2 separate regions of the Mus musculus genome follow, and region 2 is linked to region 1. The links are chromatin loops, found by intact Hi-C in ENCODE. Cell type or tissue: heart. All regions are shown on one strand. Each heading gives the region's core, and the rest is flanking DNA. Links, peaks and the distances in the headings are about the cores only.

Region 1 (15,958 bases), core at 3,692-11,691:
GAGCTGTGATCTGTGATTAGCAAGAGGTAGCATCGAGGCAAGATTTTTCTGGGAACTATTTCCTCAGGATCAGCACACAGAAGCTATGGTCCAGAGAGGGCCAGGGCTATATATACCCCATGCTAGCAGCCAAACTTGATCATGTGTCACAGCCTCCCAGGCAGTCCTGGGTTTGGAGGCATGAAGAGGTCATGGGGAGCAGCTGAGCCTTGGGGCCAGGAGAAACCAGGAGCCACCATCGCCATCGGAGGAAGTGCAGCCCAGTCAGAAGTTTCAGGACTGAAGGGGTCATGGTGAGAGGTTAAGCTTGCTACAATATGACAGTCAGCGTCCCTGAAGAAAGCCCAGGAGAGGCTCTGGGAAGGTACAGCCCAGTTGCAGCCGAGGCCCCAGCATTTTAGAGATGCCAGCACCATGGGATGACAGCCAAGCACAGCAGTGGCTGCGGAACGGAGCCAGCCCGATCCTGAGACAGCCTGTGTTGTGCTGGGTATGGCAGAGCAGGAGAAAGGGGGCTGTCTCAGGCCTTTGGAACCCTGAGGGGTGTGGGCGGGTCCCAGAGTCGGACACTGCGCTTTACACTGGTGGGCTTCGGTTTTGATCTGACTAAATTATAATTGCTCCCTGGTTCTTCCCTCCTGGGGTAGAAAGGGTGTGACTTATTTCGATTTTTACAAGAACCCAAAGTTGAGAGACTTTGAATTTTTAAAGAAACTCAAGAGTTTCAGAGAGATTTTAGGATTTTAGAAAGATTTAGGATTTTTTGTTGTTGTTGTTTTGTTTTGTTTTTTATTTTGTTTGGGGGGGTTGGTTTGGTTTTGGGTTTGTTTTTTGTTTGTTTGTTTGTTTGTTTGTTTGTTTGTTTGTTTGTTTTTGTAGCCCTGGCTGTCCTGTAGACTGACATGCCTCTGCCTTCCTAGTGTTGGGATTAAAGACGTAAACCACCACCACTGGTTGACTTTGGATATTTTTAAAAGGCTGAATTTTTTATTATTTTTTAAAGATTTATTCATTATTATATCTAAATACACTGTAGCTGTCTTCAGACACACCAGAAGAGGGCATCAGATCTCATTACGAATGGTTGTGAGTCACCATGTGGTTGCTGGGATTTGAACTCAGGACCTTCGGAAGAGCAGTCAGTGCTCTTTAACCATTGAGCCATCTCTCCAGCCCAAAAGGCTGAATTTTTAAAATATTTGAATTTTTAAAGACTGTAGGACTTTTTGAAGTTAGAATATTTTATATTGTGCTAGTGATATTAATATAAGATCTTTGGGACAAACAAAAACGGGAAGTTTATGGTTTAATAGTGATGTGTTTATATGTCAAGTTCACATAAGCTAGAATCATTTGGGAAGAGGGAACTACAATTGAGAATATCCCCCACCAGACTGACCCCCAGAAGAGCCTGTATGGTATTTTCTTGATAATGACTGCTGTGGTGGGGCCAGACCACTCTGGGTGGTGCCAGTAGCAGGCAGGTAGTTCTAAATTGCATAAGAAAGCAGTCTGAGCAAGCCACAGGGAGCAAGCCAGTAAGCAGCTCCCCTCCATGGCATCAGCTTCAGAGCCTGCGTCCAGGTTCCTGCTTAGAGTTCCTGCTCTGACTTATGTCAGTAATGAAAAGTGACCTAAACGCTGTAAGATGAAAACAATAAAAACAAGAAAAGTTTCCTCCCCAAGTTGCTTTTGGTCATGATTCGTATCATAGCTATAGCAAACTTAACTAAGACACCCATCTAGATATCAACTGCAGAAGTTGATGGGGAGCTGTGAGCTATATACCCCACTAAGGGATTTAGGTAGGTAGGTAGGTAGATAGATAGATAGCTAGATAGGTAGATAGATAGATAGATAGATAGATAGATAGATAGATAGATAGATAGATAGATAGATAGATAGATGATATTATAGTACATAGGCATATATAAGTATATATAGGCATATATAGTCATATACATAGGCATATATAATCAGCAAAGTCTACCTAGGATTGTTTTCTTCCCAGATCTCCTAGGAAAACTAGTTTCCAGAAAAATGAGCTGTGTACCACCTGTGGCTTGACACGCCTAGGCAGAGGTGGGAGGTGGGCGGGTGTCCCCACTGAAGATACACAGCTTCAGTCAAAAACCCAGGACTCAAGGGCCTGACAGATCTGGGGCTCAGTTTCTACTTGACTGTGACCCACTAGACCAGGTCATTCACCATGATCCTGACCTTACCATCTGTCCCTGTGGGCTCAAGGCCTTGGCTGGAACTTTAGGTAATACAGGGGGCTAACAAGTAGGGAGAAGTATACAGAGGATGCAGCCCTGGGGTAGACACACCCAGGGCCAGGGAGCATGGTGGAGGTAGGGAGTAGTAGGGTCCCTGAGGATTGTTGCAAGGCTTCAACCAGAAAGAAAACCGGCCCTCATAGCAATGGGACTATGACCCACAACTGAATTTGCATGTCTCTCTGCTTAGGAGAATTGAAGCAAGTATTCAGAGAAAATTCGGGCCCCAGCTTTGGCAACAGTGCCATGCACAGCAGCCAAAAGACAAAAGCAAGCTCCTCCTATCCAAGATGAGGCACGAGGAGAATATCATGTCTGTCTGCAGGACAGAGTCATTCAGCCTTGGAAAGGAGTGAGCAGTGTGCTCACCACAAAAAATAAATAAATAAATAAATAAATAAATAAATAAATAAAAAAAAATAAAAATAAAAATAAATCGACAAGTGTGTGTGGTCACGCAGTGTCACTCAGCTGGAAGCAGTGGTTGCACAATGCATACATATTTCAAAACAGCACACTGAAGCCAGGTGTGGTGGCACACACCCACAATCCCAACACTCAGGAGGTAGAGGCAGGAGGGAAGTGAGTCTTAGGCCAATTTCTGCTATACAAGTCTGAGGCTAGCCTGGGCTACGTGAGACCCTGTCTCAAAACAGAGACCAATGACAACAAAGTTAATCAATTAATTAAAAAGTAATAAGGGCTCAAAACCAGATTAGGCAGAACACCAAGTGACAAGTGAGAGGCCCATCTCCAGTCCTGTCAAGATAAAGGAGGGGAAGGACAAGGAAGGGGACGATGACCCACCGGGATCATGACAGCGACAGCAGTCTAATAGTGAAGCAATCCAACCCCCCTCCACACCCACTCTCTTTCACACGCTCATTCACTCTCACATACACCCTCACATGGAGAACCAACCTCCAGGGTGGGGGTGGGGGGCCGCGTGCCATGCGCTGGGGGCGGTTTCAGCCTTGCCAGCCACACTTTATAAATTTTGCATCATCTTGGCTATGAATAGCTCCTTCTGCAGCAAGGCAGACAGATCAAAGGGAGAAGAAGGGCCCGAGGAATGCTGGGGGAGGGTCAGGATGTACACTGAATCCCTAAAGAAGCTTTAGAGCCTGAGGGAAGGTGGGTGGTGTGGTAGGGTTGAAGGAGGGGGGGGATGATATCCCTTCCCACCCCACAAGGTGCACTTCCAAGACCAAGGTGAGGTTCCACAGGAGTTCCCAGTAGGAACCTGGAAAACCTGTATGCTTCCAAGATCATGGAATAGGGAGCCTGGAGTGGCACCTGAGTTGGCCTGAGGCCCGGATATCTGGTCAAGTAGAGGCTATTTTCAGATGAGCACCATGAGTCCCTCGGCCAGTCAAAGGGAATGCATGATGGGGCTCGGGTGAACTGACAGGGAGGCGTAACAGGAAGTGAGGTCCAGTGAGGTACAGGTCAGAGGTTAGGGAGGTCCCCAAAAGGCTGATGCGCTCATGACCACTTTCATAGCATCTGTGGCTAGGAGACCTGGGTTCAAATCCTAGCTCTGTCCTTTCTTAGCTGTTTGGCTTTTGGCCAAATCCATGACCTCTCTGTACCTCAGTTTCCCCAATATTGGCTTAGGAGTAAGTAATAAAAACCCTGGAGCTGGGTGGTCGCCCAGTGCAGTTCCTGGCCCCCAGCTGATGTCTACCGGAGGCATCGCCTCCCCCCAGGCCACTTTGCCACCCCACCTGACACAAGAAAAAGCTGGTCCTGCTCCAGGCCACATGAGCACACATTATCCCATGCCACCAGTGTTGTGGCTTGCCCATAAGAGCCAAGGAAGCCACTGGCAAACAGCCCTTCCCACCCAAGGGGAACCCAGTTTTTGAAGCTTACAGACTACCTCTGCCTGGCCACCCATCTATTTATACCACCATCTCATGTCCCCAGCTCAGGGTCTCTGGCCACTCCCAACCATCTGTCTCACTGGACTGTCATAAGCATAAATGTTCCCAGCCACCTGGGTTGGTGACACCTTTACTTTGTCTAAGCGCCTGCCCACACTAGGAGCTGCTCTACTACATCTGCTCTCTGAACAGCTCCTCTGAGGGAAAGGCCATTACCATCCCCAGGGCTCCTGTGGGCTGACGGAAGGGAGGCAAGGCACAGGCCTCAACCACGCAACGGGTGATGTCAGCCATGGCTCTTACGTGCAAGTGCTGGGAGAGAGGGTAAGTCCCTCCTGTTCCCTGGACCTTAGTTTCCTAAGCAATATCAGACCTAGGGTGCAGAGATCCCATAGCAAGACCTATAGAGTCCAACCCCAGCCTTTTGCTTGCTGGCTGGAGAGATGAGTACCCAGCCCAGCATGCACTTGTCTTCCTGCCTCCCAGACCTGGAGCCTGAGAGCTGAGCTTAACACTCAGTAAGGGCTTGGGAGGTAAGACAGAGCAGGGTTTCTACAGCTAGGGACAGATGAGAAACCCAGCCCCTCCAAGGGACCAGTGAGCACCCACCTGACATTCTTTTTTGGCTTCCTGGGGCTCTACCTAGGAAACTTCCTCCAAAATAAGACATGCCCTCCTTGAGGAGAAAAGGGAAAATAGATGAACAAACCCAGGAAAGCTGGCCTTACAGAGTCACAAGGGCCCCATCAGAAAAGCAGGTGCTAGGTGAGCAGACTCCCTCACCCACAGAGCTGCTTGGGGGAAGGGGTGGTGGGGGCGGAGGGGGTAGGGCTTGGGGGACTGGGGGTGGGGAGGAACGGGATACCACTCTAGCCTGCCAAGTTTCCTGGGAGTTCTCAGGAGGGATGGGCCTTTCAACCCCTTACTCATACTCCTGTTAGTGACCCCAATAAACCTCTGATTCACCAGGTGGGATCTGAGTGACATCGCTGTTTTGGCCTGTTATCCATGTCCTGTGTGGGGTGAGCACACATTTACTCTTATCTCCCCCAAATCAGGCAAGATCGGATTACCACCATCACCATCACCCCCACCCCAAATGTCTTCTCTCTTCTGCTGGCCAGGTCAGAGGGAACCTCAGAGATGCATGTTTCTGAGATTGTTCCCTCAGAAGGGAAAGATGGCTGCACTGTCACTCGGAGCCCATTTCCCAGGCTGGCTCTGGTACTTGGGATGTTTTTGGCATGTTTGTCTTCAGAGTTCTGCTACAGCCACTTCCTGCCACTGAAACTTACAAGCTATGTGACTCTGGGCACATGGCTTAGCTTCACTGTTCCTGTTTCCCCAGCTCCAAGACAGCAGCTGACAGCCGCTGGCATGGTGCCGTGGCCTCACGTCCCAGCCCCCCAAATCTGGTCAACTTGGTGTGTGTGAGCAGGACCTCTCACTGATGTTAGGGCCCCTCCAAAGCCACATTCATTTTTCTTTGCTTTATTACAGAGTCTCCTTATGTAGCTTAGGCTGCCCAGGAACTGGCGATTCTGCCTCAGCCTACAATGTTGGGATGTCAGGTATGGGTTTCCAGGGTTTGCACCTTGACTCATTGTGCAAACTTAGACAGACCACCTCACCTTTCTCTGCCTCAGTTTCTCACCTTCAAGACAGGCTCAATGCATATCTAACCCTAGACTCTCATCATGAAAATTAAGGGATGGAAATTAAGAAAAAAGCCCAATCACCAGTCCTGGTCCTCTTGTTGCTGACACTGTCATTTGTCCCCAGCCCTGTACCTCCATCTGGGGCAGGCCACAGGCACTCGGCTCAGATGGGAACTCTCCATTCCAGACACATTAAATACTTCTCTATGGCTGTGATTAAACACCACGACCAAGACAACTTAGAGAAGGAAGAGCTCATCTGGGTTTGGAATTCCAGAGAGATACAGGTCCATAATGGCAGAGAGGCAACACACGTGTCAGGCAGAACAAACAATCAGAGATCGCGTCTTCAGGCACAAACACAAAGAAGAAAGAGCAAACTGGAAGTGGAGCAAAGCTATGATGGCTTCCCTCAGTGATGTAACTCCTCTAGCAAGGCTGCCCCTCCCATAACCCGCCCCCCCCCCCAACAGTACCACCTACTGGGTGCCAAGTGTTCAAATACTGAGCCGATGGGGGGTATTTCTCATTCAAGTCACCACGGAGCTGACGAGTGCCTCATCCCACTGCAGCTGGCATGCAACAAACACATCAGATAGGAAAGCAAGGCTGGCAGACCACAAGCGCTCAGCCATACCCCTGGCCAGGAGAGTCTGGCAGCAGGATCCTGCTCCTGCCCTTAGGTCTGGGCTAAAGTCTTGGATGTGATGTCTAGAGAATTTTTTTCTCATGTGTTGAAGGCTTTGATCAGGACAAGCCTACCTGCCCACACATTTCAGTGTGGGAACCTGAGGTCACAGCTCACTCGGGAATGGCTCACACTTGAGAGTCAAGCCCAGGTGGCCCGGGACAGCTGCAAAAAACCAAACACAGCTGAGTTCTAATTCCAAATCCACCTCAGACACACAATTGCACCTACTCTGTGACATGGCTGTTAGGAACAGAGCTAACAGACCACACAAGGGACCAAGGGTTCAATGAGAGACAGCCCCTGTTGCCCACAGCCACTGGCATTTATAAAGGCATGTTGAAATGTGTTTCCCATCCACACTGCACATTATGAACTTTCTGTCTGATAGATCAAACCCCTCACTGACTTCAGACACCTTGGAAGACCTGTGTCTGACCACCTACCTGTTTCTTCCATCAAACCTTCCAGGCACAGACACTATGGCTCTGGTGTTCTCTGTGGTGCCAATAGAATGAACAGAAGGCCTGACACATCAGAAGATCTTAGATCATGAGTATCAGTGGGAAGGATGGCAGCGTTCACCACGGATAAACTGCAATATGGCTGCTGTCTTAATTAGGATTTTATTGCTGTGAACAGACACCATGACCAAGGCAACTCTTGTAAGGACAATATTTAAGTGGGGCTGGCTTACAGTTTCAGATTTGGTCCATTATCATCAAGGTGGGAACGTGGCAGCGTCCAGGCAGAAATGGCACTGGAGTTGCTGAGAGTTCCACCTCTTATTCCAACGGCTACTAGGAGGAAACTGGCTTCCAGGCAGCTGGGATGAGGGTCTTAAATCCCACACTCACAATGACACGCTTCCTCCAACAAGGCCACACCTACTCCAACAACCACACATCCCCATTCTGCAAGTTAGTAAGTTGTTTTAATTGGGGGCAAAGCCATCTGGAATATGAAGAGAAGTATGAAGCTAGGACCGGGGCTGATTAACACACTCTGCCAGCGCTTTGGGTTACACCATCAAAAACACTATTAGGGGGCTGGAGAGGTCGCTCAGAAGTTAAGAATGCTTGCTGCTCCTGCTAGAGTTTTGTTCCCAGCACCCACAGCCACCTATAACTACTGTTATAGGAGATCCTACCTTCTGCTTTCATAGGCACCTGCACACTTCTGATGTACATATCTACACTCAGGCACACACATCCATGTACACACACACACACACACACATAGCTCATGTGTGACATATTGTAGAGATGCTCAGGCCAAAGGCACCTTCTAATGGCTCCTAGCCTCTTGCACTAGATGCTTAATGCGCAAAGTATCACCTTGGCCCCAGAGAGAGGAAGGAAGAGCCACCAACTTTTCCATACTACAGGAGGGTGGCTTCTGCCTTGCCTGTCCAGCTGCTCAGTAAGGCAGCTGTATTCCTACCCCAAGGGTGGAAGGGGTTGGTGAGCCAGAGGAGAAGGAAGCCAGATCCTCAGTCCTAGATTCCCACCCAGCTGCAGGGGACTGTGCAGGGACAGAGCAAACTTCTCCAACATGAGTCAAAGGTGACTTTGTCAATGCAGCCTGTTCTAGTGTTGCTTAGATAGGGCCTCAGGGGGTGTGGCTCAGTGGCCTTCAGTGGCAAGGCTCTGGGAACCAACCAAGCACTGCAAAAGACAACACAGCACAAGCCAGCAAAGCCAAGAGTGAGCTAAGCAGAGAAACGCTGCCATCGGGATTCCCACAGTCACACCTCAGCCTGGCTGTGGTGGAGCTGGCCAGGACAGTGACCAAGCATGGCCGAAGCCCACCCCACAGCCATGTGGTCACCTAGAAGGCAACTCAGTCCTTGAGTTCCTAGCCCCAGAGGCAGAGAGGACTAGGTGAACTCGTGCTTATAGCTCTTAGCTGCATTCAGCAAGTCTTGTAAGGAAGACATTTAAAAGGAATCAAAAGGGATCAGGAAGGTCAGAAATCTAGGACAAAGACGAGGGTGGGAACAGGGAGCACCCCTGCAGCGTCGAGTTTCCTTCCAGGGACAGAGAGTTCAGCAGTTCAAGCACTTGGAACCTTAAACCCTGCAAACTCTGCCAGTGGGCGGCAGTATCTCAAGCTAAAGGTTGGATTAAGGGCGTGGCCTCCCACCTGCTGCTCCACACAGACCGCCTTTGGCTTTACTGAGAAGGCAGAGAAATCAAAGCAGGGGGCGGGATGCTGGGTGTGTGTGTGTGTGTGTGTGTGTGTGTGTGTGTGTGTGTGTGTGTGTGTGTGTGTGTGTGTGTATGTGTGTGTGTGATGCATTTACTGCAAACAGCAACCCTGGAGGAGAGGAGGCCTCAGGTTCTACCGGAAGTGTAGATCCCATGCCCTGGCTTATGATGACTTGAAACTTAAAGTGGGATTAAATTAGACCATCACCCTTCTAAGAAACAAGATACCAGCTGGGGAAAGTAGGAAATCTTTCTCTCCATAGGGAAAGATGGAAAAACAAAATGGAAAGAAAGAATCTCTCCTTGAACCCACACAGAGGTTCTGGGAGACACCGCCAGTAGGTGGCTTCCTCCCCAAAGCAGCACAGCAGGCCTCTGGGAGATTCATGGGGTGGCCAGATTGTGCCTGGAGAGGGCGTCCCAAATGGCTCAGGATTTGGAGTATCTAGACAGGTTCTATTGGAAGTGATTCCAGTGCCTCTCTGGTCCCAACCCATTGTATTACTGGGCTACCTAGAAAGGACAGAGGCCTATTAGGCCAGAAGGCTGTGGGCAGGGAGCCCACAGGTGAGGCTGTCGCAAAAGGCTGGCAGAAACAGGTTTGAAGAGAGAGAAAGAGAGAGAGAGAGAGAGAGAGAGAGAGAGAGAGAGAGAGAGAGCTAGGTCATATGTAAGCAAAACAAGCGATTTTGAGGAAATGGGAGAGCCAGCATTAGTGAGAAGGGAGTGAAAGAAGGGAGAGATGGCGTTAGCTGTTTGTCTATCTCTCCTGCACCTCCCAGCCTTCCTGCTGGAGAGGCATGGTCATGTGACTTAATTCAGTAAACACTCCAGGCTAGGACAGTTGAGGGGTCAGACACTGCCTCCCTCCACTATCTCGAAGGGTCACTGTGGAAACCCTTTGAGTCACAAGAGGGAAGTGAGGGTCAACATGTGGGTAAGGCCTCAGACAGTCAGTTACAACAGGGTAAGACTGGTCCAACAATCATCAAAACTGTGGGCTTTGTTATTACAAAGTTTCTGAGCATACCCGCTGGAACACACACATACAATTGGAGCCCCACTAACCGTGTCACTTTATAACTGACTTTAAAACTGTTTAAAACATAGCTTAGCTGGGTTTTTGGTTTGGTTTGGTTGTTTTTTGGTAGTGATAGGGATTGAACCCAAGGACTCTTGCACATGAGGTGAGTGCTCTAGCTGTACCCCTATCAAGAAGACCCCACAGGGATTTGAATGGACAGTTGAAGCTGTGGGAACATCACCCCAGTCATGACATAGAGCACTTCCTGCACCCTGAAGGCACCTTCTGACCATTTGCACGTGATCCCTACCCACTGGCAAACTTGACTTGTGTCCTGTATGGTTTGCCTTTTTCAAAAATGTCATGTGTGAGGGATTTCATAGCAGGACCACAGTTCTCTGCGAAGAGCTTCATCGCACCCCTTGGGAGACAGGTGCGGAGGCCCCTCCTTTTCAGTGCTGAGTGCTATTTCCACAGCACAGCATACCAGTGTGCTCACCACTCACTCAGCAGCTGCTGGTGCTTCGGCTGTTTCCTGTTTGCTTATGTAAATAAAACCCACAGGCAACATTTAGCCCCGAGTTCACACGGCCCCACGCTTTTATTTCTACTGGGTTAAGGGCTGCGATTACGTTTTCTGGTTGTGCGATATATGCATATGTGCCTAGCCAAGAGACCATCAGAATGCTTGTCAAAGCAGCTGCACCATGCTGCCCTCCAGCACGCAATCTACCAGAGCACTGTCTGCTTTTTTTTTTTTTTTTTTTTTCATATGAAACTAAATTCCAACCCGTCCCCAGACCAGTCTCTGGAGAACAATTCAGGCACTTTGATGCTTGGAGCTGTCCCCTGCTGCTTAACATTTAGGTCACTTCCATTTTTTTCCTGATTACAGACGTGACTGTGAAGGGTGTCTTGTATATGAATTTTAGTGCACAACTCTGGTTGTTTCCTAAAAGTGGGATTCCTTGGTGAAAGAATGACTTGTTTATGCGCCTTCTTCAATGAGCCAGCACACATTGGAGAGGAGATGGGGGAGATTTCCATCAGTCTGATTTGTGTTTTCCCTTGCTTTCTTTCTAGTTTTTATGTAGCGCTCTCTGCTCTACTTAAGACACATTTTATCCAGGAGCACATTCGGCTGTGTTACCATCCAACTTGTCAACCTGCGCACAGTGGCTTCTGTCTCTACTGTTATGCATCTCTACCCAGAGGCTATCAAAACAGTCAGGTTTTTACAAAGGTCTCAATCTTCATAGTTAGCACTTTACATATTTATATTTAACTGTAAAATACATGAGACAGCACAAGGATATGGCATATGCATAAGTTTAACAGAAAACAGCAAGAAGGGGGGAGAAAGGAGGAAGGGAGGGAAGGAGGAAGGAAGGAAAGGAGGAAGAAGGAAGGAAGGGAGAAAGAGAGAAAGAGAGAAAGAAAGAAAGAAAGAAAGAAAGAAAGAAAGAAAGAAAGAAAGAAAGAAAGAAAGAAAAGAAAGAGAGAGAGAGAGAGAAAGGGGAAAACACTCTCAAAAATCTTTGTGGAGTAAAGGAACCACAGAGGACATGATATTGGCAGCATCCTCTGCCTGCAGAATGTAAAAGGAAGTAGAAATGACCCATCTGGCGTTTAAAGAGGGAACTTTTGAGGGTAAGGTGGGAAGAAAGTTGAGGGTCGACTCAGGGCTTCAATGGGACACTATTTCTTTAGGCAAGAGGTGGACCTCTGGGGTTCATCTTGGAGTTAGGTTTAAATAGATATTCATTTCATACACTCTTTTGGATATCCATACTGTGTGTGGCGTATAAAGACTGAGTTAGGATAAAATATACATGACAGTTGGCCCCTTGTCTTAACTGTTGTGAACATGTGGTGCTGTGGTCCTGGATGTAGTCACAATGCTGTGTGGCCATCCCTGCCTTCATCTCTAGAGCTCCCTCCTTATACTGAAACTCTGGGCTTATTGAACCCATCTCCCAAAAGCTCCTCCTCCAGTCCAAGCTCCACCCTTCTCCTTTCTGTCTCCATGAGTCTGATTCCTTCGTGGGTCTCTATGAGTGGAATTTGATTGCATTTGTTTGCATGGTTGGCTTGGGTCAGAATTTCCATTCTTTTTAAAGATAAGTAACATCTCATTGACTGTATCAATCATATCTTATCTTTTTGTTGGTCGATTAACTCCACTAGAATTTTAGAGAATTTTTTTAAAATTAGCTTCTTGATTTCCTATATGACTCTTTAAAACCAGGAAGATATGTGGTGGGTGGTGTGCGGCAGGGGTCAGCAATCTACTTTGTGAGAACTTTATCTCATTGCATAAGTTTTTGTTTTTGTTTTAAACCTATTTTGGGGAGGGCAGGGTAGGAATGCTAAAATAAGATGTATAGTTCTCAAATATTAATTAAGCAACTGTTCCTTGCCTGGTACATCTCTAGGACTTGGGTGCAGTTCTACAAAGGAGAATAAGGACCCTCCTTACTCTGCCACAGACTGGTGCCAAGGCTGAAGAGACTGGGAAAATTGTGTGCCAAAGGAGGGAGTTGCCACTCCAGCTTTCTGGGGTGTTCTTAGAGTAGGCCTTCTGGAGGTCTTCTTGGTTTTGAGACCTTACAAGGATAAAACCTGGGCAGGGTGAGTGGGACCACTGAGTGGGAGCACTAAAAGCAGAAGCATGCATCATTATTTAGATGGTATTTATCCCCATCCACCCACATATCATTCATCTATTAGAGGCTTGGTCCTCAGTGTGGTTATATTGGGAGATGGTACCTTGAAAAAATAGGCTGTTGATTGTTGATGGAGCTGTAGGAAACTGTAGTTCTCGAGACCTGGGTAGATTTGTGAGAGTCTGGGTATAAAGGATCAGGTTGACCCTTCCCACTCTGGCTTCTAGACATCTGCCATATGACAGCTAAGGGACCCTCACCAGGCTCAAGCAGGTATTGATGCCATACTCTTTTTTTTTTTTTTAAGATTTATTTATTATATGTAAGTACATTGTAGCTGTCCTCAGACACTCCAGAAGAGTGTATCAGATTTCCTTATGGATGGTTGTGAGCCACCATGTGGTTGTTGGGATTTGAACTCGGGACCTTCGGAAGAGTAGTCGGCGCTCTTAATCACTGAGCCATCTCGCCAGGCCGATGCCAGATGGCATACTCTTGAACCTCTAAAGCTGTTAGCTAAATAACCTTTCTTGTATGTATCACCCACATGTTATGTTGTAGCAATGGAAAATAGCTACATTTACTCTAGGATTGTCCGCTGTTTCATAGTTTACTAGTCAAAAGTGTTCAGTTGCAGGTAACATAATCTCTCAACCACACTGCTATGATCATAAAGACATTTAATTACCTCACATCAAGAAAAGCTTAGTCAGCCCTCAGGAGACAGAGGCAGGCTGATCTCTGAGTTCAAGGTCATCCTGACCCACATACAGAGCTCCGTGCTAGCCAAAGCTATATAGGGAGACCTTGTGTGGTGGATAGTTTTATGTCAACATAAAGTCATCTGCCAGGGGGGAACCTCAATTAAGAAAGTGTAGGGTTCCCAGTGGGGTCAAAGATCCTACAGCACTGGGTTCTATAAGAAAGCAAGGGTGGGTATGGGGGACCTTTGGGATAGCATTGAAAATGTAAACGAGGAAAATACCTAATTAAAAAAAAAAAAAAAAGAAAGCAAGCCATGAAGCGCAGTCCAGTAAGCAGCACCCCTCTATGACCTCTGCATCAGTTCCTGCCTCCAGGTTCCTGCTCTGACTTCCTTTGATTCTGAACAATGATATGGAAACATAAAATAAACCATCTTCTCCAAGTTGCTTTAGTCATGGTATTTCATCCCAGCTATAGTAACCCTAAGGACACCATGTCTCAGAAAAAGGAAGGAAGGGAGAAAAGGAGGGAAGAAACTGATCCAAAACATCCCATAGAAAGGTGATAACCAATAAGACATTCAATGATGGGCTGGTGAGATGGCTTAGCGGGTAAGAGCAATGACTGCTCTTCTGAAGGTCCTGAGTTCAAATCCCAGCAACCACATGGTGGTTCACAACCATCTGTAATGAGATCTGATGCCTTCTTCTGGTGTATCTAAAGACAGCTACAGTGTACTTATATATAATAATAAATAAATCTTAAAAAAAAGAGAAATTCAATGATACCACCAAGTTAGGGAAAGACCACATCACAAATCAGGAAAAGCGGCCCAATCAGATTCATCTCCACCCCCATTCCACAGCAGAAAACCCAGGGTATGGGGGTGCGGGTGCAGCGTCTTCTGTAAAGAGACCAAGTAAGAGGTGGGGACGCTAGAACCCAGGCAAAGTGCCAAAAAAGGGCAGACCTCCACAATACATATTTATAAAATGTAAACATTGAAAACAAATGGGTTTGTGCACCCCAGTTTTGCCAGCACAAAAAAGAACCCTTCCAAGGGATTTCGATGCTCCATAGTCTGGCATCTCCGCTGTCATACACCCTAACATTGAAAAGAAGTTCAGATGTCCAGCAAGATGGCTTACTGCATAAAGCTTTCTGCCAAGCTTGATGACAAGGAAGGAGAAAACAACTCACGGAAGGTATCCTCTGACCTCCACACACAAGTGCACACTCACTGCCCCTCCAGAACCAACTGACTTAACTAATTAATACAGTAATGAAAAGAAACAGGAAAAATCATGCAGCGTTTTCCATCATATCCCCAAATTTTATTTGTGTACTGTGGGCTCAAGAGGACAGTTTTCAGACTGTTGTTCAGTGCCTCTAAGATCCCTGAGGTTAAATAGAAAAACAGCGGTACTGAATGCAGATCCAAAGTTGACCTAATGTTATGAAAGTCATGATCTGTGTGGTAGCTTTCTGTGCTGCTAAGGCCCAGACTGTGAAAGCACAATTCCCAGTACTAAGGCCCTGGGTTCCACAGAGGTATGGCTGAGTCCAGCCTGAATAGGAAGGATTCTAGAAAACCTGAAACACTTTTCCAAACCAGATAGCAGGTGCCTCTCAAAGAACACCAGAGCCAAAGCCAGGGGCTCAGGATTGGTTGAAGATAGGACAATTCAAACCTCAGTAACAGAAATTATTGCAACCAGTTAAAACACAGAAAGTATATTTGCCTTCGTGAGTTCAGTTGTGTCTTAATCTTGTTGGGCCATGGGGAGAGCGGGTTTATTTAAAGAGCTGTTGGATGGGCCAGGGAAGCAGGGATTCTCCCTTCCCTTTACCAACCACAACACCATTGGGCAGCCAAGGAGTGCAAATCTGATTGAGGGGTGGCTGTTCCCTATAGAACTAGTTCAACCATAAAGAGAATGATAGGGTCAGAACCATCGCTGCATATCTACTAATTTATTTTAGATTTATTTGCAAATTAGTAATGAGTTAATGAGACCAGATTCTGAGCACCAAGACCCAAAAAGTTCTAGGGATTAAGAAGAAAAGTCCAACATTCTTCACACTCACAGATCAAGGCCAGCCTGTGCCCTGACATCCCAGCACCCATGCACAACAGAGCCCTGGTAACAGCGGACAATGAAGATGCACCTCTTGACACTTGGCTAAAACACTTGCCCAGTGTTGGAGCCAGGGCTCTGGTCACCACCACACATGTCCCCTAGAACTCCCATGAGTTCTGGCCTCTGTGCGGCCTAAAGACACACCTCTGTTAGTCCAGATCCTCAGCTCCACTGCTTGCTGCTGAAAGCTGCTGTCTCCAGTAACACTCACCATGGCAGATGCCGGGGACACGTCCCTCATGCTACACATCGCTGCCACTACCATTGCTCCACAACAGTGGAGCTCACTCCTGAGGGGCCTCCAGACATGTCCCCATGCTCCAGGCTTTGAGATCACCGTTCCCCCTACTAGAGGCTCCACCTACAGTAGAGCTTGTAGGAGACACAACTACAGACTCTACAGACTCAGAAAAGGTCTAGATCCAACGGAGGCTAATGTCTAGAATTTACAAAGTGCTCCAAAAAGCAAATAACCCCAACCCACCTAACTAATGAATGGGAAAACTGTCCATTGGCAATGCTCAAAAGAGTAGATGCAACTGGTTGGTAAGTCCGTGATAAATGTTGTTCAGGGTGTGGGGAAAGAAGTTCTAGTTCACTGCTTATGGGAGCGTAAACTGGTAGGGGCTACCACTGTGGAAATCAATGTAGATATGCTATAGCCCCAGCTCCAGAGCGCCTGGGTATATACTAAAGGAATC
Region 2 (15,958 bases), core at 3,130-11,129, 47 kb before region 1:
AGATCCAAGAACACCCTCCCCAAAGAGCTAACTCTCAGCATGAGCCACAGGAAGATGCCAGCCTGGATGATGTCTAAACCAAGGGAAAGGAAAGCCCTTGCTGTCAAAAGTTGTGTTGTCAAATAAAGCATCAAGTGGCTGTGGCGTGCACAAGCTCTGCTGAGGTGGCCCCTCAATAGTGTGACACCAGGAGGGCTCTCAAAATCACAAAGAATCATTCCCTTCGACCTAGCTGAGTCATTACCAGAACCTGCTATTTAGAGGGCACAGTGACAGCCAGGGCTGGATGGAGACCTAGAAAGTTAATACATCAGAATGAGGAAGTTAACTAAGCATAAATTCAGTCTCTTGCCTGAAATACCAGGCAAATCTCAAAACCATCTTGCCACAGAAAGTAATATTTCAGGGCTGGAGAGATAGCTCAGCAGTTAGGAGCACTGGCTGCTCTTCCAAAGGACTCAGATTCAATTCCCAGCACCCACATGGAAGCTTACAGCTGTCTGTGGCTCCAGATTCAGAGGGTCTGACACTCTCACACAGACATACATGCAGGCAAAATACCAGTGCACATAAAATTAAAAATTAAAAAAAATTGTACACGGGGCCCACCCTTCCATGTGCCCAGGCTATGTATGAATTCAGATTGCTCAAAACCACTCCAGAAAGAGAGGACCACTCCTATCTCTGTGCTCCCAAAAGGAGACTGGACAGAGCGGCAGAGCCATCTGCCAAAGACTCATACATGGGAAATAGCAAAAACCAAAACAGAACCCTAACGCCATGTGTTTCCAAAGGATACTGCCCCAAAGCACATCTTTTCTTTCCTTGTAAATGGTGGTGGCGGCGGCTGTGGTGTGTGCATGCACGTGTGTACCGGGGCACACTTGTAGAGGACAAAGGACAAGTTTCAGTCACCACTTTGTTCTTCCATCTTTAAATGGGTTCTGGGGGGGTGGGGCTTACATGGTGAGTGCCTTTTGGGCTGGTCCATCTTATTAACCTGGTTTTTTGTGTTTTAAGATTTTACTTTTCTGGTGTTGGAGGTATAGATCAATGGCAAGAGGACTTGTCTACCATGCATGAGGCCCTAGATTCCATCCCTAACTAAGAAGAGAGAGAGAGAGAGAGAGAGAGGAGAGAGAGAAATTCTAATAAAAGAAAATTCCATATCATAAAACTTAGCTTGCACAAAGTTATTAAAAATAATCTATTCGTGTTCAGACTCTGTATATAAGTTATAGTTGAAATAAAAAACACACGTGGATTTCATGTGCAGGCTTGGGTCCCCTCCCCAAGACATCTTATCACACATATTCTAAAACCTGAAAGACACTTCTGAAATTCAATGCAGGTTGAAGCCCAGCATTCAGGTCACACCATATCAACCCCCAACACGGCAGCACTAGGACCCATTTGGGGCTTGTGCTGCCTACTGCTCACTTCTACCTTCTCCTGGGCCTCACCCCTGACCCAGACAGAAGAGAAGGTATGTGGACATGGTTGCCTTCATTGCTCTAGGGTTTCTATTTTGTAGAGGCAGACTCTGGGGCACAGGTTCATGCAAAGGTTCCCAGTACTCCCGATCACCACCACTCCCCTGTTCCCTAAATCTAGTCCCTATCAACCTCTACCTATTTAGGGTGTTTTGGCCCAGCTGCAGCTAGGCCGAAGACCAGTAGGAGGCAAATGGGTCAGGAGAGGACAGAACCTGGTAGTGTGGGTCTGAGCATTTGCTACAAGGTTAAGCTCAGGACCCCAACTGGTTACGGCTGAGATGCCTAGGCCCAGTCCAGCTCACATTCAGTAAAGCAAAGAGAGGGGATGGTGGGTATGTTCTGTCATGTGAGCTGGGGGCCTGGGCCACTGTGGAATTACCACAAGGGCTCCTGGGGAAAACACCCAGTGGTCCTCAGGTTTCCTAGGGCCCAGGGAAAGTCCTGGCTGCTTTGACCAAACAGGTGTTGCCGACAGCTTGAGACTCAGCAGGTGAGGTGTTGGCATGGCCAAACCTCCGGCTGCAAAATGGAGGGGGTGTCAGAGGAGAGGAAGCCGCCCTACCCTGCCCTGACCACAGAGCCAAGTACAAAGGGCAGGAAATGATGATGTCTTGAGAAAAGGGAAGCATTGGTGCCCATTTCACAAGAGGGAATACTGAGGCTTGGCACATAAGAACATTCGTGATCATTATCACCTCCCCCTGGAATCAGGGCATCACACAATATCTAAACAGCATCTTCCTTCACATCAAACTAGGATTCGGGAATGTCAGGTGACATTCCCTCACATAAGCATGTGAGGGGCAACCCAGAGGCAGGGTTGATAGTAGCAGCAGCCTTCCCCCAGGCAGAGGACTAACCATGTCTGAAGACCATGAAGGACCCAGTGGCCCTTCCTCTAGAAGGTCAAGAAAAAAGCAGTCAGTGAAGCAGGGACTTCCCCACTTTAAGAAAAATGGGTGGGCACTTCCCCCTTCAGATCCAAGCAAGACTTGCTCTGTCCTGAGGGAGTTAGCCAGCCCTAGGTTCCACAGCATTGACAGATTAGACCACATGGAAGCTAGGGGGTTAAATGGGAGGGAGCTGAGCTCTTGGAGGAGATTAAAACACACAGCCCCCAGGTACCCCTACACTCTTTGAACCTGAATTCTGGGAATGACAGGGTCTAAACTCCCTGGGGTCTTAGGAAGGATCTAGAACCTCTCTTGGGGTTAAGCTGTTCCAATTCTGCAATTCCAGGTTCCCTGCCTCAGACTGGTAAAACTTCACAAAGAACCCATGATGTGTGAACTCAATGGCTCTGCAAGTTCAAAGGCTCCAACGACTGGGATCCGCAGACTCGGTGACTCAGCCCTCATCTCGGAGACAGGAATGGAGCCCTGGGCTCAGTGGGCACTGGGCACCACATGGCCAGGATCCTGAAGCAGGGAACCAAGGGATGCATGGGTGGGGGGAGGGGAGAGGAATGGAGAGAACAGCTACACTTACAAAGCGCTGAGAAAGACAGTCACACAGAGAACAAGGAGCATGGGGGGGGGGGGGTGCGGGGAGTGCAGAACTGAGAAGGGACTCATTTTCTACTCTTACTATTTAATTGTACCATGCAACATTCCCATAATTAAAGACTGTAATAATTAACAAAGGAATATGACCAAGTCCATGACTCCTTCTCTGCTTGTCTATTTTATCTTCCCCAAGCCTAAGAGATATCAGCCCCATGGGGCACCCCACAAGGGAGGGCTTGTGTGCATCCATGGCCCCAGCCTCTCAGCACAGGGCATAGCACGTGCGTTCGCCCAAAGCTATTTGTTGAAAGTATAAATGATGCTAAAATTTGACATCCTCGGGGCCTGCGTCATAGCACTTGACAAGTCAAGACCTCTAGGATTCTCGGAGAAGGGAAAGGATGGAAGAGAAGAAAAAGAAATGCCCAGAGCTGGACCAGACACTAGTACAAAGGAGGAGTCACCTCCAGGTGACCAGGTCACCCTGATCTTGCCCCAGCCCTCCCAGGTCAATTTCTACCAAGTTGAAATGGAACCTCCCCCTCCTGCTGGAGACTCTAGAGCCTCAGGGGCCAACAATGCCTCTGCCTTCCATGTGACCTCACCAGGCCAGGCCATGCCCCCGCAGGCTTCCACATCCTCTCACAGGCCTGAGTGGAAGGCTGGCCTTGGCCTGGAACCAGAAGCCCAGAGGCAGAGGTCGGGGCAGGGGGGTGGTGCGGCGGCTGCCACCCAGAACGCCAGCTGCTGGCAGTGATTTATTTTTGCTTTAAGTGCTGAAGAATTGCAGGGCTGGAGCAGCCAGCTTAGGGGGGCCTGAGCTGCAGCTGGAAGGAGGAGGATGTAAGCAGGGGTGAGGGCATGCCTCTGGCCTGGGCCCCATGGCTTCTCTAGGCCTCTCTACTGCCCTCTCAGATTCGCTGGCCCATATAGCCCAGCACCCCAGCTTCCATTCACCCCACCCCCACCCCATCACCAAGTCTCCACACAGCTCAAAAGAGGGCAGAGGACAGAGATATCAAACTCACTTCTAAAGGGCTATGAGACCCTTCTCTGGCCTCAGGGGACCCACTCCCACAAGGTCATGTCACCCCCACCAGAAAGGAGAATTGCCCAAGGCTCCGGTTCAACCTTGACTTGGTCCCTCCTTTGTCTCCAGGTGAGCCTCAGAAGACAAGACCCCAAGCCCCTTCTACCCAGTCACCAGAAGCCATGGAGATATCCAGGAAAAAAGAGGAAGGCCACACAGTGACCACAAGAAAATGTCATGTTTTTCTTCACCACAGGGGACAAGCCTAAGTTGTTGGCTGCAAATCTGAAGAACTAGAACATGTGTAAAACATGGAGGTCATGTTCAAGGGACTGGAATGGGAGAGTAAGAAGCACAGCCCAAACTCCAGTGGCCAGTGAGAGTCGGGTGCCCCATGCCACCTCTCAAGGCCAGGCGGAATTAGGAAAGCAGGTAGCAAAACCCACCGCCTAGGAGAATGGCAAGGGGCCAAAAGTAACCTCGGCTGGCCTCCGTGTGCTCACACTTACAATAAGACTCACTACTCCTGTGCAGCTGGGGTGGGGCTATCCTGAGCTGGGGACAGCCAGGCTCAAACAGGAGACAGTGTGAACAGAAAAGCTCCAGCCAGACTGGTCCAGACTGGTCCAGACTCTACTCTTTCTGCTCAGCTGCAAGCTGTCAGGGCAAGGGTTCAAAGCACAGCCCTGGCCCCCAGGCCAACACAGGAACTGCACTGGCACCTCCGGAGACTCTGCAGCCTCACCTACAGATGCGCACAGTTGCCACCAGGACAAGATGAGCACAGCCTGGCAGGCAGCAGACAGCTGAGACTGCACACCCACCCACTGTATGTACTGAGCACCTGCTGTCCGCTGCCTATTGCCATTGGCCCGATGGGCACAGCTGTGGGCTTATAGCCCAAGACAATGAAGAAAATAGAAAATGAAAACACTAGGGGCAGATGGCACTGGGTTCTATGGTGAGAAAACAGTGGTACAGAGGGGAAGGGGCATAGCTTTGCTGCCATGAGGAATTGTGGGGACGGGCTACAGGAAAGAAGTGGCATTGGGCAGCATGTGAGTGTGGAAAGGAAAGGGTCATGTGCAGACCTGGGAAGGAGTGGTCCAGATGAGGGAATGGCGCAGGCATAGGCCCTGATGGAGCCCAGGCCTGCCATGTTGAAATCATGGCAAAGAGGGCCAGAAAAGAAGCAGAAGCAAGTGCACACAGTGAGAGAGGCCAGATCGGAACCACTGAAATGCTGCCACCCAGAGCCAGTCAAGCACACAGTAGGTATCTGAGCCACAATGGTCTGCCACTCCATACCTTTTACTGTTTATCCTCTAACCATCTCCAAGTCCGAGTTCTTCCAAGAAATGGGGCCACAGGTAAGGAATAGAGGGGACCCTTCAGCTGCCCAAAGCTTGTAGGGGACATTAGGGGGCTTCCAAGCCAGACCCACAAGGCCACACCCACCCTCAAGAAACAGCTGATACCCAGCAAGAGCAAAGCTGCTCCTGGGGCAGCTGAGAAAGGCACCCATCCCCATGCCTGCTGGCCAGGCCCACGAAGCCGTATTTGGTACTATAGGCCTGAAGGCTAACGAGGGTGCGGGGCCAGGATCTCTGAGGTCCCCACAGACTCACACTGCCTCTGTTGTTGTCACCTCAGCAGTCAAGGAGGAACACGAGAGCTTTAGGACATCTCTGTGGGTGAGAATGGGCACAGGGAACAGCTCAGAGTAGGAGGCCAGCATTTGAGGCCACCTCCACGGAAGGCCACCTCTCCCTAGCCAGTTTACCTTGCAGCTAAAGGGTGACTGGGCTACACTGTGATCTCCAAGGCTTGGGCACCAGAAGTCCACATGGACTTCTCCATCATGGGGTCCCCTCTGGAGACTCCCAGTCTTGCCAAGCCTACAATACCCCTTATAGGCGTGTTTAAAGGCTCTCTTCCCCTTCTCCATCCTGGGTGTCCCAGGGCTTCCAGGCTTCAGTCCCAGCAACTGAAGGAGCACCTATGTGTTTCTTGCCCCACCAACCTCTCAAACACCCCCATTTGCAACTCAAACCAAATCTTCCCTACACAGTGAAACTGACTTACGGTTCCTTACTGTTTCTGTATGCGGGACACTCCAGAGCTCACACCCACTACAGCTCTGGCCACATCACAAGACGGCTGCCACTGAAGCCGCAGGGAACATTTATGGAACACTAACCTCATGCCAGGCTTCATCAGGTCCCAAAGAAGTAACTTCCTGGGAGATAGGGAGGCAGGCAGGCCCTAGGGCTTAGTGGAAACTTCCCCGAGGGTAGATAACTGCCCTCAGTAAATGTGTCTGTGAGCAACGGAAAGGTGCAGCCTGTCCCTGGGAGGGCCCTAGGCTCTGGGTCAGAAGCACACAGGCTACCACAGAAGCTCCAACACCTCCTGGCCTCTGTTCCCATCCATATAGTGGAGAGAATACGAGCCTCTGCACTGGCAGGCCATTAACAAATTAAATTAGCTGGCCCAGCTCTGGGCCCTCAACTCCTTCCTGGGGCCAGTACCTCTGGAAAAGCCCCTTTGTCACCACAGCTCCTCTGAAGCATCAGCAGCCATGCCTGAACCCAGTCCCAGACAGCTCTCTTCGTTCTTGCTTTATCTACCGTTTTTCCCTGCTGTCTGCCCCCTTACCCTCTGCTCCCCAGCAACCCTCCGGAGACGTAGGCTTAGCTTCCCCCTCCTGCTGCCCATGAGCTGCCCCCTTGTCTGCCTCTCGTCAGTGTCAGTCCCTGGCAGGACTCCAATGACAGTCCACAGGGAGGGGTAACTGTGCCCATGTTTCACTCACAGCACAGCCCTGGACACAGCCCAGCCACCAGGCCCAGCTGCATCTGTTGCAGGAAGGGTCTTGCCCAGAGCAGGAGTTAGGATCAGGGAATTGAGACCGACTATTGAGCAAAGCTCACAGTATACTAGCAGACCCTGCCCGGGGGCTGGCAAGGACCACAGAGATGGCTGAGACTGATGACGCAGTCACTTCCACAATAGCTTTGTGCCAAAGCCTTTGGGTGCCATGACTGGTCATACCAACTATGGCTCCAGGCACCGGAGGCCTGGCTGAGCCAGAGGAAACTGTCTGCCGGCTGTACTAGCCCCAGTGTCGCAGAGCCTAGAGGTGCCACTGTGGCCAGTGTTGTTACTGTTATTGCTGCCATGTTAGTTCACTGCTAGAGAGCCACTCAGTACTGCCCAGTCCTGCCTAGGGCAGAGCAGAGAGAAACACAGGAGTCTGCATAAAAAGCCTTCTGATTCGGGGAAAATGAGGCAAACCTTCTGTTTTGACCTAACATGTTGCATGGCTCTGGAAGCACCTGCCGCGGATACCTCTCCCAACACAGCACAGCCTCCTAAACCTCCCTCCACTAGACACACATCTACAGGGGACCTTGCCTAGAGAGCTCAGTGATAGAGGACAAATCCATCACGCCATTGTGCCCACCCAACCCAAGACAGATGGGAACAATTAGGGCTTGAAGTACACAAATGTCAGTCCTGTGTGAACACTGTATTTACAAGGCACTTTCTGTCCGCATATAGCAGTATCTCAATGGAGAAGATGGTCCAGCAGCACCAGCTCTACCTACCTTGTCCCTAAGGATGTCTGAGCCTCCCCCACCCCCCATCCCCGTTCCCACAATGCTGAGGCTGGTCTGGTGGGCCATATGCCCACAGCCATGCATTTATTCTCACGAGTGGCTCAGCCTATCCAGGGTCACCTGCTATGACAAAGACCCTTGTGTCTCCTGACCAATTGGAGGGACCCCTTGAACACAACTGATGATTTCAGAAGAACTGAGAAGTCTCTTTGGGGTTCCCCTACAGACCCTAAAGGGATGCAGAGGAAGGAATATTCAAGGAGAAGCCTGGTACTCAGATCCGCCTCCCCTCCCTGGCCCTCTCCTGTTCATGGGCAGATTTTGGTAAAGGGGTCCCAAATCAGGCACCTGGTGCAGTGCCAGGCTGGAGTGAGTCTAGTCAGGTGGGACAGCAGCCAGGGCGGGCTTTTGCTTATCTCTCAAAGAGTGTGTAAAGGCTGGGAGCCTAAGCCTTGTGGGTTTCCACCTTGGAGGAGGCGGCAGCTGATTTCTGTGAGCATGTGGGCACCTAGGCAATCCAGAGAGCTGAAGCCTCTAACCAGTGCTCAGGAGGTGGATGCCAAGGCCAGGAAGTCCCTAGATCATTACTGCCAGCTTTGGGCTTGGGTACAGGTAGTAAGGAAGAAACTAGAAAGGACCAAAGACAGTATCACACTCTGGGAATGGCCAGAGGGGCAGCCCCAATCCCACCAGGTCTATCAGTAGGGCGGCAGAACCTCCTAGAACTGGAGGCCTTCACCAAAGGACAATTTCTTGTGAGCTCTAAGGTAGTCATAGGACATGTGCACAAATTAAGGCAGGTACGGGTGTCCGGGTGTTGGGTGTCTAGGGCCTCAGCTCTCCCGCTCTCCCCCAAAGCTCTTCATAGGCTCGCCACCCCAGCTGCCTCTTCCAAAGGGTGCAGTTCCCCCACAGGACACCAGAATAGACTTGTGCGTCTAGGAGAGACTCTGCACTGAGCCCCTTTTGGGGTTTCTCAAGACCAAATTTAAGAAGCAAAAGGTGCCCTGGACTTGCAGGCTAGATGGATGGTTAAGAACCACCTCCAGACTATTTTGACTCCATTACAGCACAGGCGACGGGAAAGAAATGTCTCCAAAGATCCCAGGTCTTAGCCGGGAGCATTCTCAGGTCGCTAGCCAAACCTGTGCACTCACTCTGTACCCCATCTTGATCACAGGTCTCTCGGGTAAGGTCACGCCTAGGACCTATGCCGCGCGCAAAAGTGGCTCCGCCCGCTGCTTTACGAGCCCCCTCAATCCAGCCGGCCGAGGGGAATCAAGAGCTCCTCAAAGTTTCCGAGAGCCGCCCCTCCCGCCCCCGCAACACATATATACACCCCTGGAAAGACGTTAGCCCGGAGCAAAGTTCCCTGGTGGCTGTAGCCCGAAACATGGCAGGGGAAGAAAAGCTCTCTGTCAGCATTTCATCTGGTGGTTCACCACGGGAAAGGAGAAAAAGGAACGGAGGGAGCTCTTCTGCCTCACCTTCCCTGTTGCTGCACCACCCCTCGTTCACCCGGGGCGGGAAGCTGTCTGCGGGGAACTGGGGCCGAGCGGGTGGGCCGTGCGCCCGCGGCCGCGCTCTTACCTCGGTCAGTGGCCGGGGCGCGGCGCGTCCCGCGTCCTCCAAGCTCCGCGCGGCCGTTCCCGGTCCCGGCCGCCGCTGCGCTGGCTGCATTGCCACCGTTGCCGCCGCCGCCTCAGCGCAGCCCCTGGGAGCGCTCCACGCCGAGGGGCGCGTCGCTCCCGGGCGCTGGGTGCCACCAGCCAGCCATAGGTCGGGGGCGCACGCCCAGACGGCGCCCCCAGCCACTCGGCGCTCGCTCCGGGCTCGCCGCTGGCTTCTGTCGCTCAGTCCCGCGACAAGAAGCGCCGACCCACCCCCTCCCCCGCCGCAGTTATCTGATCCCGGGCAGGGCCGGGCGCGCTCCCCTGAGCCGGGTGTGGGTGTCCTGCACCTCCCAACGGGCTTCGATCGTACAGGGCACCCTCCCCCGGCGACCGTTCTCAGGGAGGCGGTGGCAGCGCAGTCGCGGCGTGGCCGGGGGAAGACGGGGAACGAGGAATGGAGGGCGAGGAGGCGGCGGGAGGCAGAAGCTCTGCGCGCACCCAGCTCCGCGCCCCGCTGCCACAGTAGCCCTTCTCGGTAACTCCTCCAACTCTCCGCCAAAAGCACGCCCGCCCTGCGCCGCGGCGCCGCTGATCCCGCCCACCACCGCCCTGGCCTGGCCCGGTGGCCCCTCTTGGCCCCAGCTGCCCCCCACACGCACCAGCCACTTGCGCACTGGAGCGCGCGCGCGCGAACACATACGCGCGCACGCGCGTGGCACACACACACCCATACACACACATCTTCCTGGGGACACGCGCACACACAGGTGCATGGCGAGCATATAATAAATACTCAGACTACAGGCAGGCAAGGGAATCTGGACGGGCTGCACACAGCAGGATAGCAAGCTCAGGCGACACCTGCACGAGATGCATGTGATGAGGAGCGCGGTGGCTAAGGTGCACAGGTGCAGTCATAGTCACATATGCACATACGGGGTGGGATCAGTCAACACATCCACACAGGCTCGCTTCTGAGCTCACGCGTTCTTTCCCCTTACACACCAAAGCACAGGGTTACAGGCACACCCCATCCTCTTTAAACACCATATCGCTTCTTCCCATCATGTGTTGTATTTAGCTTTCATCTCTTGCTTTTTCTGTGCTCCTCCTTCTGGCCTTTCTGCTGATTTGATTCCATGTGACTCCCCTCCCCTTGCCCACTCTTGTCTGGAAGGCACCCCTGGTACTCTCCTCTCCCAGTCTCCTGGAGCCTATTGTCTGGGCCTCGCCTCCTGCAGAGCCTGGACCTTTCAGCCTAGCAGACAGATCAGCCTAGCTGGCCTCAGGGAAATCCCATTTTATCATAGAGCTGACCCCCAGCTCAACCCTAACACTGAAGAACCAGGTCAAGAAGGCTGGTCTGCAGGCAGAACACAAGCTTCACAAAACTCCCCAGCCCCCTGGTCTCCAGCCTCTCTGTAATGTGAAATATAATTATGCATTTGAATAGCAGAGACACTCGATGCAGGATCCTAGCCAAGAAGCGCAGCTTTCTGGCCACCCAGATGCCCAGGCTCTGGAAGCTTCTTCAGCGCTCTGCAAAACCCACCATCCCACCTCCAGGAGCCGACTCCTCATCCAGACCCCAGAGTCCCCAGAAAACTCTCCCACTTTGGGTTATGCTTACCCTAACTCAACTGAGCAACCCTGAGCGCCAGGTACAACAGCACTGGGTCTCTGGATTCCCTGTGATCACATGGACATCATGAGGTTCCCTGAGTTATGGCACTGGGGTGAGGGTTAAAAGAGATGAGCGCATGTACAGTTCTTAGCTGAGGAAGGGGCTGAGTCAAACGGCTGGTGGGTCTTGGGTGTTCAAGCAATCTGTGCTGGCCTCTGTGCCAAGGACTTAGCTAGAGTTACTCTGCTGCCATTACGATCCTCTGGGAGGCCATATGATCTATGGACCCACTTTACAGATAAAGACATTGAGGCTCATCAAGGAATAGTTGCTTATCTAGTTTCACAGTGGTAGGGAGAGGTGTCTCAGAACCAAGTGTGTCCTTCAGATGGCCATGCCTTCCTGTCTAGTCACTGTTAGGGGCTGCAATAGAGAGAAAACGGGTAACCCCAGGGACTCTATTCCCAGGTCCCCAGGCCCCCAGGCCTGCCTTGGACAGGCACATGATGTCCTGATGTCTACCTTCTCCTGAATGAACAAGGAGAAAAATGGCTCAGATGTCCCTGGTCCACTCTACCCAGCCCTGGTGTCCAGAACACAGAAGCCAAAGGCAGGAGTAAGGAAAAAATCCCCCCCCCACAGTCTCTACCCTCTCTGGGAGAGCAAATTCAGGTTGCATTCGGGGGCCTCCACCAGACATCCTAAAGAGCTCACAGCATGCTGGTAGACAAGAAAACGGACAAAACATTACAGGGCTCCACTAGGTCTAGGATCTTAGGCTGATCCTATAATGAGTTCAAGGGTGGAGCATACATCCGCATATACAGCCACACTCGGCTGCTTTTCTGAGCAAGGATCTCAGAGGCCTGCGTAAAGCCAGGGTAGGGTTTTTCCCCCTACCCTTTCATCAGCCACATTTCACAGATAGAACCAGCATCTTGTCCAAGGTCACCTAACAAAAAAGACCCACCAGAGAAACCACCCCAACTCCCATAAGCACTCAAGAGCTCTGCACTCTAGACTTCCCATCCCACCCTCCAGCTTACAAGCAGGGACCAGCTTCATTTCTTAACCAAAATCTCATCTCTTTTTGGGACATCGTGAGTCTTCTACCAGGCTCATGGTCATAACCTTCCTATGGAGAGCAAACCCATGCTCAAGATACAGTGACAGAGGTCAGAGGACAGCCATACAGGAGACTCTCTCTAAGCAGGGCTCCAGGTGTGGACAGGGTGGGTCATACCATCCCTATCTCAGGAAAAGACATCCTGCCTCCCTCCAGAGCTGAGGGAGGGAATTTTCTAGAATGTGCCCAGCCTCAACACAACTGCTCCCAGCATAGGACCCAAGGACACACTTCTCACTGAAGTCCCACATCCTTCTCTGCAAAGCATGGGTGGCCACAAGGACAGAAAAGCAATTCCTGCCTTGCACGGCACAGAGATAAGTTGTCCTGTGCATGCATGCATACATCCCCAGGGGCCTGTGTGGCTGTCCCTCAATCTGAGAGAATCCTCCTGGACAAGGCTATAACTGGGACCCTGTCCATCCTCTCAGCCGAACGCCTGTGCCTGTGTGCCCTTAGAGTCTCAGGCTGGGGCAGCCAGAGGAAGCCATCAGCTTATTTGGAAACCCTTCCTTGACATAAGGACAGCAAGAACAGCAAAGCCATCCAGAGAAATGCCTGAAGGCTTCGGGATGCTGTCTCCTGAGAAGCAGTCTGAAGCGACGGCCTCTCTGCCCAGCAGCTGGCCACCTTTCTGACAACCAATTCCTATGGAAACCAAGAGGTCCTTCCTCAGTGTCTTTGTTGGCCTGGCAGCACCTGACGCTCCTTAAGAACACCTTCTCCAAGGATAGGATTTCTTCTGCCTCGCCTAGATGTTGGCCTAGCCTCTGCCCTCCACTTGTTCCATTCTCCCTTCCAGGAATACTGGCTGCCACCAGCCCAACCCTGTCCAGGCAGGAGTGTTGCTTCCCCCACAGCTTTTCCTTCAGGACATCTCAGGATACCCCAGGGAAAGACCACTCCTAGGCCATCCCTACCTCCCCTTTCTTGCTTTGCCTTTCCCCCCAGGAGTCTGGCATCTTGGTCACCTCCCTGATTGTCACACCAATTCCATGAGACCAGAGACAGGTCCTTGTGTGCAGACCAGGGCAGGCACCATGGGCATGAGGGTTCGTCTCCAGAACAAGCGTGATGAGGACGGTGGAGAATTCCTCCCAGGAACAGTTCTTCTGTTCAGCTCAGTGCTCATGGACACATTTAAATCATCTGCATGGTCATGGGACTGTGTGTGTGTGTGTGTGTGCGCGTGACCATCTGGGAAACAAGCCTAGCCTCCTACTCCAGTGCTCATCCTGCCCCTGATCAATACCCCATCTAAGGAGTCAGAAAGAACGGTGCCCATGGGCATCAGGATAAGCATTTGTGGTAGGAACCATGGGCGGGAAGTCAAGAGACACAAGGGGGCATTCTGCCTGAGCCCTGTCCACAGTCTAGGCAATCAGTCAAGTGGAAAGAAACCTGTCACTCAGGCTGTGAGCCACAGAGTAGAGCCCAGGCCCAAGAGCTGTGCCCTTAAACTGGCCTCTCTCTTCAGCACCATTTGTCCCAAGATATACACTGCTGACAAGGATAATGGGGATGGTTATAATGGCCTGTGCCAGCTGTGTATCTGCCAGGCATCACATGATAGAGTTAAATGCCCACCAACCTTCACTGGAAGTGAGAGGCAGGTAGATCCCACCCCAGTTAGACAGGTAGAAACCAAGCAAGAATAGGGTCCTTGTCTCCAGGAGAGCCATAGGGAAATCTTACATGTCATCACATACACACATGCCCTTCCCCTGCCCAGGTAACCGTGGACTTCTGATTAAGCCAAAAGCATTGATTTGAGGCACAAACTCCAGGAACCATTAGCACGCAGAGAATAGGACAGCAAGTTCACAGTCCCTCCCTCCCACCTGTCCGGAAGCAGACATCGATCAGCCAGCAAAGCCAGCAGCTGACTGCTTCCCTGTGCATGGCTAGGCCCTACTCCTGCTCCTCTAGAGCTGTGATGGTGAGGAGCAGCTGCTAACATCCAGGACACGGCAGTTAGGGACCAGGCTGAAGGCCGGGGCTTTCTGCCATGCTCTGGTCAAACTCATAGGCAACCAGAGACAGGGTTTTCCTGTTCAGGCTGTGAAACTTCTAAGACACATCACCATCTAAGTACAGCCTGGATTTAGGACCGTTCTCTGAGATCCTTCATCTTCCCATCAGGTCCTATCTCATACCCCTACCTGCTTCCTGTGGGGCTCAGCCACTCAGGGACAACCGATAAGAAGTGATCCAGGCCAGCACTGAGCACTACAGTGGTTGGCTGAGGGATAGGCTTGTGATCAAAGCGATCACAGAGATCAAAGAGAACGAGAACCTACCCCAGTACTTTTGCTAAATAGGTAGAGAAGGTTCATGTGTGTACATGCATGTGTGTGTGTGCGCGCTCGTGTATGTCTGCGTGCACGCATGTGTTAGCATGTGCATGTGTGTATTTCCCGGGGTTGCTCACTGGTAGCAGAGCACTGCTGTGGACCTTGCACCACCTGAAGTACACCTTGAGGAAAGAGGAGTTGAGATACTGAGAGGAACTGGACTCCAGGCAGGTCTTTTGAGCCTCCCTGATCTACCCTAGGACTTTTGACTGTGAGCCAAACCCCTGCTTTAATTTAGGAAATGTTTCCATATTCTCAAGAGACTGTGGAAGCCATGGGTTAGAAAAGAGCAAAGAGGCTTCCAAAGGGCCCCTCCCGCTCGCTCCGGCTTCCCCTCCTCTATCCCCCAGGATGAGTGATGGGAGGTCAGCCTGCAGACCCAGCGAAGTCACACAGGTGCAGTATAGAGACTCCTCTCTCCCCTCTCTCTCTTCCTCTAAAGGGACAAGCTTCCAGGCCTTCAGGCCCCAGGAGGACAGAAATAAAGGGCAATAAGGGGAGGGAGGGAGGAAAGTGGCTTCGGTCTCTCAGAGTTAAAAATAGCCTCCCGAGGAGGCCTCCTGCGGGTTAATCTGGCCAATTATCCAGCCCCTCTCCACCCCGTGGGCCCTGCCTCCTCCTCTCTATCCTCCAGGTGGTCCCCACATGGGGCCATCATTCCAAGGACATAGGCCTCAGCCCCAACGTGCCCCTAGCACTCCCCACCCCCCACTCTGCAGCTGGACCCTGGCCCTCCTTCCTCAGCAGGGATTCAAGGAGGATGGAAGTCTACATGGGCCTGACCAACAGAGAGCTCTGTGTTCATCCTGACATGACTCTGCCTCCTTGAGAAAAGAGACCGGAGGCTAATTTGCAGTTGCTGTGGGTCCTGTTTATGGTAAGAAAAGCTACAAGCATGTCTGCATTAGTGAGCTGAAAATCTAGGAATTCATAGACCCAAGTGTTGGCGATTATGTCCTGGGAGAGGACCTTGACTCCGTTCACTTCTCTGTCTTGATATGTTCCCAAGGACTCTGGACTTAAGCCTCCTGATAGGAACCTACTGTACTGGTAGGGTTATTAGATGAGGTCTCCGTCCATGGACTCTATTCAGTTAGGGACATAAGGCACACTGGCGCATCCTGTATCTCTGGAGCCGTCTGGTTTGAATTTGAAATTGAAAGCATTGACTCCTTCAGCAATTTTTATCATTCAAGTGACTCTTACTAGTGGAATAAAGGCCAATGGTACAGTGATGGAGGAGATATAAATCCTTCCGGTGGGGACAGAAAGACCGGAAGCCAGCCTTGTGTCCTTGCCCTATGGCCTAATTCTCCTACCTGCTGCGGGATCAGCGTTATGTTGCTATTAGCTCCATATTGAAACACTCCCTCTGGGACTGAGGAGACAGGCTCTTAAGACTATGCGGTTCCTAGGAAGCTACACATTTAGTAAGGCCCTTCTCGGGGCCCCTTCAAATGCCTGTATAAGTGGAGAGAACTGCTAGAAAACAGAGATTTCTTTAAGTAAAGCTGCCTGCAGAGGGATGTATCTTTTACACATCTAGCATTGCATCCGTGGAGGGGGTACGTTTAATGATACAGACAT

Evidence for each region. Hi-C counts contacts between places; a loop is a spot of excess contacts. Peaks named below come from ENCODE experiments on the same cell type or tissue, not always from the same donor. Only the 100,000 strongest peaks of a DNase experiment are listed, where the experiment ranks them.
Region 2: it touches region 1 in a loop (2.1-fold over the local background); 7 of 42 quality-filtered maps call a loop at or near these places.

What each region holds. Positions count from the first base shown.
Region 1 is chr11:60,969,564-60,985,521 of GRCm38, reverse strand. It overlaps Gm35681 (a long non-coding RNA gene), which reads right to left and starts at 6,513. Exons shown (of 3, transcript XR_879910.1): 1 at 6,307-6,513. In heart, for the core only: CTCF peaks have their summits at 8,548 and 9,100 (motif pointing right); a DNase peak (open chromatin) is centred at 8,171; H3K27ac peaks cover 199 bases.
Region 2 is chr11:61,016,137-61,032,094 of GRCm38, reverse strand. It overlaps Kcnj12 (potassium inwardly-rectifying channel, subfamily J, member 12), which reads right to left and starts at 9,531. Exons shown (of 2, transcript NM_001267593.1): 1 at 9,245-9,531. In heart, for the core only: no CTCF peak of the experiment used is centred there; DNase peaks (open chromatin) are centred at 3,734, 6,294 and 9,794; H3K4me3 peaks cover 2,063 bases; H3K27ac peaks cover 4,731 bases; H3K27me3 peaks cover 4,136 bases.